2 separate regions of the Homo sapiens genome follow, and region 2 is linked to region 1. A link is a loop called in an ENCODE intact Hi-C map of the cell type or tissue named here. Cell type or tissue: IMR-90. All regions are shown on one strand. Links, peaks and the distances in the headings refer to the core of each region. The heading gives the core; the rest is flanking DNA.

Region 1 (4,399 bases), core at 70-4,069:
CTCCGCCTCCCTGGTTGAAGCGATTTTCCTGCCTCAGCCTCCCGAGTAGCTGGGATTACAAGCATGCACCGTCATGCCTGGCTAATTTTTGTGTTTTTAGTAGAGACAGGGTTTCACCATGTTGGCCAGGCTGGTCTCGAACTCCCGACCTCAGGTGTTCTTGAGATCGCTTGCCTTGGCCTCCCAGAGTGCTGGGATTACAGGCGTGAGCCATGGTGCCCGGCCTCACCCTTTTTTTTTTTACTGACTGACCATCAAGTGACATCGGCAATTCAGGCAATGCTTTGTATTTCTGACCTGTAGCATAAGGACAAGCAGCCCAGGGAAGCTCATTCTCCACAAGGCTACCCAGAGTTCCCAGGGAACACTCTGTTCCTTCATGAAGTGCAGAAATGAAGAATAGCCTGAGATGTGCAAGGAGTTTTTCAGAACTTCTCTTGTAGAACGAAGATCCATTTTTATAATCTCCTGGTTTATGAAAGCCCAAGGTCACTTTCAACATGAGGCATCATCCAGTAACTGCTGGCAAGTGTCTGGAAGAGTCATCTACACATAGAAAGTGGGAGAGACTCAGACTGCAGCAGGGTTGTTTGCTCTCATGGTTTTTGTTTTTTTAAACCCAGACACGACTTGTTGGATTTCTTTCTTATGAATGAGTTCTTCTTAAGGCACTGACTCAAGCAGTTCTATTTTTTTTCCTGCTTGAAATTACCAAATTCACTCTTATGCTAATCAAATAAAAGGTTGTTACAAATTACTTTCTGGTCTTTCTCTGTGGAAAATCACCGTGTAGAGAACTTGCAGACTTCTCTTATGCAGAATAGAATGCATGAACTACTTGGGAGATAGATTGTGAAGAGCAAAGTTTGGCCATTAACTTGGGATCCACCAACCAACAAAGACTCCTTCAGGCTTCATTCTTCAGCCATTGGTCCTCAAGGGTGAGGAGATTCTTTTTAAAAATGTCATTTTGGGCCGGGTGCAGTGGCTCATGCCTGTAATCCCAGCACTTTGGGAGGCTGAGGAGGGTGGATCACTTGAGGCTGGGAGTTCGAGACAAGCCTCAGCAACCTAGCGAGACCCCCGTCCCTACTAACAATACACAAAGTAGCTGGTTGGGGTGGCATGCGCCTGTAATCCCAGCTACTTGGGAGGCTGAGGCAGGAGAATCGTTTGAATCCAAGAAGCAGAGGTTGCCATGAGCTGAGATTGTGCCACTGAACTCCAGCCTGGGTGACAGAGCGAGACTCTGTCTTCGGAAAAAAAAAGTCATTTTAGCTTATATCTAAAGTACATGAGTCCAGGCAAACACAAGACAAGAACAGGAACTTTTAGAAAGTTCAAGTTCACGTACCACTAAGGAAACCTGGAGAAAAGTATCTCATAGTCTCTTTTTTCTAACTATATTCAGAGATAATCAAGTGCCTCTTTGGTGCAAGATGTCAAATTTAGTATATACATAATGGTCAAATAAATGCTGTATTTTCCCATTTCATTTTTGTGTTCTCTTTTCTGTCTCATGAAGGTTTCTGTAAAATGTTGCACTTCAGACTGCTGCTTTAAATTCCAGTTTTGCCATCTTTTATACATAGGAAGCAGCTGGAAATAAAGCAATGCAGTTTAAATAATTGAGATATTTAAGTGAAAGATGTGAAGATTGAGGTTTCTGCTCAACAGAATAAACTGTTTCTGGTCCCGGTTGGCTTTTTCATAGATGATGATTCTTTGCTACATGGATTGCAATCTGCGGATCACAGCCGTCCTTGTAATAAGGTAGAAGTATTTTCAGGATCACATCTTGGTCCTGATAATTTAAAAAGATCGGCAAACCAGAAAGGCCAAGGACTGAGGTTTTGGATGCGTGAGTCCTTCAAAACGCCACTAGGTGACGGTGCTGCACCGTAAGTGCCAGAACCCGCTCGCCGTGGTGCTTCCAGGCCGGGAAACGTTACCGCAGAGAGAACTCGGATGACTGACGGAGCCGTTTAGGTTGGCCCAGCAGAGGTGGTCTCTCTGTATTATAGATCTTGTAACCGAATTTTCTACTTAGCTTTTGTTGAGGCTGTAATTCATTAAGTCATCAAACTATTGTTTGTCTTTCTAAAAGCTGTGATGGCTTTTTTTGAAAAATTGTCCAGGAACTGTAAAGCCAAAGTTTAGATTTTGTAAAGATTATTAGTAAAATTTTATTTCATTTTATTTATTTTTTTTTCTGAAATGGAATCTTGTTGTGTCACCTAGGCTGGGATGCAGTGGTGTGATCTCAGCTTGCTGCAGCCTCTGCCTCTTGGGTTCAAGTGATTCTCTACCTCAGCCTCCCAAGCAGCTGGGACTACAGGTGTGGGCCACCACGCCCTGCTAATTTTTGTACTTTTAGTAGAGATGAAGTTTCACCACGCTGGCCAGGCTGGTCTCGAACTCCTGACCTCAGGTGATCCTTTTTTTTTTTTTTTGAGACAGAGTCTTGCCCTGTCGCCCAGGCTGGAGTGCAATGGTGCCATCTTGGCTCACTGCAACTTCCTCCTAGCGGGTTCAAGCGATTCTCCTGCCTCAGCCTCCAGAACAGCTTGGATTATGGATGTGCACCACCATGGCCAGCTAATTTTTGTATTTTTAGTAGAGACAGGGTTTCACCATGTTGGCCAGGCTGGTCTCGAACTCCTAACCACATGTGATCCACCTGCCTTGGCCTCCCAAAGTGCTGGGATTACAGGTGTGAGCCACCATGCCTGGCCAACATACAATTTTTTTTTGAAAATTATCTGGGTGTGGTGGTGCACACCTGAGGTCCCAACTACTTGAGAGGCTGAGGCAGGAGAATCCTTTGAGCCCAGGAGGTCGAGGCTGCAGTGAGCTGAGATCGGGCCACTGCACTGCAGCCTGGGTGACAGAGTGAGACCCTTGTCTCAAACAAACAAACAAAAATCCCATTAATTTGTTTTTCCTTGAATGATTAAGTTTTTCCCCCTGTTACTCATGGAGATTATCCTTTCCTTAGGAGAATTATGATCCTAATTAGAAACTCATAGTTACCCCCAACTGACATTTAAAAAGCAACAGTTTGCATTTGCAGTATAGACCATTTCAGGTTCATGGTAACTTTTGCTTATTTAAGAAGTAAATATATGGAAATTTGTCATTCGTTCTGTGAAAAAAGCAAGGGAGAAAATATTCCCAGAATCAATGATTCATAGTTATTTTTGTTAGGGTGAAAAACCATCTCTTGAGAAGGACAATAGTTCAGTGAACAAATGCCACAGTGCATGGGATGACACAGGCTATACTCTTACCTGAATGGAGGAGGAGGAGGAAGTACGTTTTTTTGTTCAAGGACAGTTTTGATGCAATTGAAATATTACAAAGTCCTACTCATTGTTCATGAGTAATTTGATTTTAATGATGATCCTTTGTGTAAGATGCATATATTCTGACAATGAACTCCTCTTTCTACTCCCAAAATGGAATGTTTGAAGTCTCCTATTATTCCTTTTTTTTTTTTGATAGAGTCTCACTGTGTCGTCCAAGCTGGAGTAGAGTGGCACGATCTGGGCTCACTGCAACCTCCGCCTCCTGGGTTCTAGATTCTCCTGCCTCAACCTCCCAAGTAGCTGAGATTACTGGTGCATGCCACCACACCTGGCTAATTTGTTTTTGTATTTTCAGTAGAGATGGGGTTTCACCATTTTGGCCAGGCTTGTCTGGAACTCCTGGCATCAAGTGATCTGCCTGCCTCGGCCTCCCAAAGTGCTGGGATTACAGGTGTGAGCCACTGCCCCCAGCCAGATTCTCCTGTTGTTCCTTATTAACATTTTCTGTATCACTTCCACAACTTGGGCTTATTCTAAGTGCCAAATTCACGTCTAGCAATCAGAATGTACTCTGACCCCTTCCCCAGGGACAATTTTCGGGGTGTTTGTATTGATTTGGAGAATGTTAGAGGCGAACATAGCAATAAAGATCATCTAATCCCTTATTTTACAGGTGGAAAACTACATCTTGAGGAGTTTAGTTACATATCTGATAGGTTGCAGTGCTCCAGCTAGAACTCAGGAAAGACGAGAAGGTACAAGAAAATGTTGATGAAGAATTGACTGTGATAGCCGTGGAACACACCTTGTTTAATTTTAGTCCTCACAATAATCTTATGTCGTTGGCAGATCCCTATTTTTATTCCTCCACAGCTTTATTGAGAAATAATTGGCAAACAAAATTGTAGAAGTTTAAGGTGTACGATCCATGATTTGATATACATATATATTATGAAATGACTACCACAATCAAGTTAGTCAACATATCTATCACCTCACCTACTTACCTTTTTTTTTTTTTTGGTTTTGTTTTGTGGTGAGAACATTTAAGATCTGTCAGCAAATTTCAGCTATACAAATTGCACGCATTA
Region 2 (4,399 bases), core at 309-4,308, 1.5 Mb after region 1:
GTCCGATAATCAAAGATATTCTCAAACATTTCACTTAAAAGTTGCAACTATAAGAAGTAAATATGTTTAAACTTCTAATGATTTGGGCTGAAAATACACATTGGTACATTGGTAAACAAAGAGCTAGATATAGTCATTAAAAACGAAAGAAACCAGTCTGGTGTGGTGTCCCACGCCTGTAATCCCAGCATTTTGGGAAGACCAAGAATGGCAGATCACCTGAGGTCAGGAGTTCGAGACCAGCCTGGCCAACATGGTGAAACCCCATCTCTACTAAAAATACAAAATTTAGCCAGGTGTGGTGGTGGGTGCCTGTAATCCCAACTACTTGGGATGCTAAGGCAGGATAATCCCTTGAACCCGGGAGGCGGATGTTGCAGTGGCTGAGATCGTGCCACTGCACTTCAGCCCAGGCAACAAAAGTGAAACTCTGTCTCAAAAAAAAAAAAAAAAAAAAGAAATAAACCAAAGACCTGGTTCATTACTACCAAACGAAGACCTTGTTTATTACTACTAAATTGTGCTCTGCATATATGCACATTAACTCAATGAGGGGAAATAAATGCAATTTCTGTACAAAGCCTCCCATGGTAGATCAAGAGTCACCAACTAAAAGATGCATAGAACTATTCCCATATTTAAACTTATATTTCCACTGTTTTATGAAAAAAAAGCCTGACTTGCAATATAGCTTTCTTTTATAAAATGTCTATTACTTATTTAGTTGAAATTTTCAAGTGCAAATATCACAATGGCCTTGGGTGTTATATTGGTGCAGGTAACCTCTTTTGCTTTATGTCTCTTTATGATCTTTTATGAATATTGATATTAACGGATCAAAACTGCAGGTTCATGAATTCAGAACTGTGAACTTCTGCTTTCTATTATCTGCCAGCCACCAGCTACCTTACTGGCTAGTCACTTTACCTCTAGAACTGCTCCTACCATTGTAAATGAGTAGGCTGCACTGGATTATGCTTACATTTTCTTCCAGCTCTAGATTTCTCAAAATCAAAGAAATATCTTCACTCTATCTTTAGTTCCTTCATTTTATAACTCTAAAGGGGAAAACGATCTTTCAGCTTTCTAAGTACATCTAAATGCATTACCTCACTTGCCCCCTCACCACACTCCTGCAAGGTAAAACATCTCTTCTGAAGTATCTCTCTGCAGGTGTAATAGACAGAACACAGAAGACTGGCCAGGTATTGGGCTATGTACCGTGCATTCAAGAACTAGTCAGCTGAAGTTCTTGGACTCATCTAGCTAGGCATTTGCAGTCTGGTAACAACCTTATGATTTCTACCTAAGTGGCACAAATATGTGTAGCTTAGCACAGCACAGCTCACCTTGTTTGACCTGCTCCTTTAAAATAACCTGGTCCAAATGCCTCCCTTTATAGATGAGAATCTAAAGGTCTCTCCCAAAAACACAGTTCAAAAGCATTGTCTCTTTCTATCTGAGTGTCTTTCTTCCTCAATCAACTGTGCCCTTCCAGAATGAATAATTTCCTCCAGGGGCCAGGGAAACAGAGGAAGTAAATTCCACTGAATCCCTCTGTAAATGGTGTGTAGTTTTTCTGGTTGTCAGGTCTTTCCTTTTAAAGGTCACTCTTCCTTGGTAAGAAATTTTCTGATGCAATTGTTGGAAGTAAACTGAGTTGTTTACAGAATGCAGAAGATATGTGATGTGCATGGATGCTTTTCTCTGTAGTCTTTTTCATTTTTTGATATCTTATATACATTGTAAAACTTAGAAATATGAAAAGTATGACAAATAAATAAAACTTATGAAAAATTATAAATAATACTTTTTAAGTCAACATTTTATCACATAAGATATGCTTGTCCTGTGGATAACTCTGCAGTTTCTTATCTTACAAAGGTCATACTCAATGTTTTTAACCTAAATACCAACACTCTTATCCTTGCTCTCATCTTTCTTGTATTCCTCACAGACAGTGAGGGAACTTCTTGCCCAGAAGGAACCTGAATAGAAGGTGACCAACCCAGTAGAATACACCACAGCTCAGGAGAAATGAGCAGATAACAATAATAACTAAAACTGTGGAGCATTTACTTAATGCCAGGAAACTGCTCTAAGTGTTTGATTGTATTAATTCATTTACCCTCCAAAAAACCTCAGAAGATGGGGAATGGGTCCTAAAAAGTACAGGACGCTGGACACAGTCAATGGAGACAGAGACAAGGGACAAGTTCTGGATGAGCTGGAAGGTGACAGTACACAGTGAAGGCAAGGAAGCAAGGCAGAAGAGAGGCGAATGTATTCCTTTTCCCCATGTGCTCACGTCCCCCATACGTACCCACCAAGGACACAGCTGAGTAACTGATACCTAGTACATGCCCAATAGTATGTGAGTTGAATGAAAAACAGTGCAAAGGACCCTTTATAACCCACTGGTCAAAGAAACTAAAGTTGGGTATGACTTTCAAGGTCACCTGGAACAGCCATCCATCCATCCACCACATGGAGGCACTAGCGAGCATCGACACTAGTCTAGTTGCTTTCGAAGTCCATATCCATTATTACCTAGTGAGGAAATTATTATTGTTTCTGTTTTACAGACAGGCACTAGCAAGCATCGACACTAGTCTAGTTGCTTTCGAAGTCCATATCCATTATTACCTAGTGAGGAAATTATTATTGTTTCTGTTTTACAGATGAGAGAACTGAGACTTGACAGGATTAAATAAATTAACCCTTGTAAGTTTACATACTTAATAGGTAGACCTATCTGGATTCAAAGCCAGATACTCTAACTGCAAGACCAACACCCTTTCCACTAAACCAAACTTTGAATTTACTATAGAGAGAGCAATATATGATCAAAGTACAGGAAAATGTATAGGGTTTATTGAAAATGGTCAGAATTTCATTATGTTTATCTTAAATTTAAGGAATTTCACATTGCAAAATATGAATGTAATGATACCGATTTGAGATAAAAAAGTGTAAACTCTACAGCTGAATGTTTTACATCATTCAACACTAATTATTTTAAATATCTGGATCTAATTTAGTTAACAATAAGAAATATGTTGTTACAGCATATAAACTATAATCATATTCTCTCTTTCCTCCTTCTGTCCCTTATCTTAAAGATTTACCCACTATAACAGAATATAATAGCAAATTATGTATAAGTAGAAATTCAATCTTGGCCAAAATTGTAGTCCCTAGAGTTTAGACACCCACAATGTGTAGTATATTTCCCTTTAATGTGCCATCATAATTTTAATTTGGGGGAAAAAATAGAATTTTTTCATAGAAATCTCCTCTAGTAAGGCAATATTAACTGTTCAAATTTTCTGAACGTTTAGCAAAGCTGGGAAAAGATTACACATATTGATTAACTCATTTATTAAAGATCAGCAAACAAAATTAAACGTAGTTCACACTTTTTCCATTGTCATATCTTTAGAGATTCTAAAGAAAGAACATGGTTTTCCTGGTGATTAACAAACTAGGTGTAGCTTTCGCCATAGACTGGAGGCTAAAGAGGATGTGGTCTAGAAGCTTTCCTAGAAATCAGGGGGCAAGCTTTTGCTATCATGGGCTCCATGTTACCACAGTATAATAGTTCTGACTCAAGGAAGCAACAGGAAGAGGCAGGTTTTCCTAGTGACCATCCCTGTAACATTCTTTTAGAAAAGATTTTAAGAGGCAAATATTTTAGACCTTGACCACACAATACAACAGAATTGACCTTTTTCAGAACGGTTCTTTATTTTTAGAGGAAGGTCATTTTAGGATTGGTTTAAACATAAGATATCTATTTGATTACAGTTGATTCAATTCCGCTATGAAAATGTCTGAAGTTTTGGATTGACTGTTCTTCGGGCTTATTTTTCTGTCTAGACATAACCTAAATGGCAGACGACAAGAGGCTCCGTAAATATCAGTTGTATCTGCAAACCGAAAGGCGGCCTTGGGCCACACATTTGTCATTTCCACCACACTTACACAAAGAGTATGTCAATCTCAGCCTTGCTCAGCCCTGCTCAGTATCAGGCCCTAAAGAGCTTCAGCTGGAAAAAAGTAGTTACATTCAATCTTTGTGTCAATTCTAACCAAATCTGTTGGATATTTAGCACCTCGCCTTCTCCAGGAGGTGAGGAGAGAAACTAGTCAAGTGTCTGCAACTTGAGCTCCTAAAACAGCTACAGTCAGGACTCCAATATCCTCAACACAGCTGGATATGCCCACACTAAAAAGTGGGCTGGAACTAGAATTCTGTTTGACTGGGGCCCCAGCAATCTGCTTCAACAGATCTTCTCTCTGTTCTGGAACTTTCAACTGCTGACTGGTGTCTTGCTTCATCCTGGACACATTACCTTTTTGTTTGTTTGTTTGTTTGTTTGTTTGTTTTGAGACGGAG

The links. Peaks named below come from ENCODE experiments on the same cell type or tissue, not always from the same donor. Only the 100,000 strongest peaks of a DNase experiment are listed, where the experiment ranks them.
Region 2: it touches region 1 in a loop (6-fold over the local background); 4 of 110 quality-filtered maps call a loop at or near these places.

What each region holds. Positions count from the first base shown.
Region 1 is chr18:863,088-867,486 of GRCh38, forward strand. No RefSeq gene overlaps it. Among named protein-coding and RNA genes, the nearest start is that of ADCYAP1, 40 kb to the right of the region's middle. In IMR-90, for the core only: a CTCF peak has its summit at 1,884 (motif pointing right); a DNase peak (open chromatin) is centred at 1,894; H3K27me3 peaks cover 36 bases.
Region 2 is chr18:2,335,257-2,339,655 of GRCh38, forward strand. No RefSeq gene overlaps it. Among named protein-coding and RNA genes, the nearest start is that of METTL4, 230 kb to the right of the region's middle. In IMR-90, for the core only: a CTCF peak has its summit at 2,488; no DNase peak of the experiment used is centred there.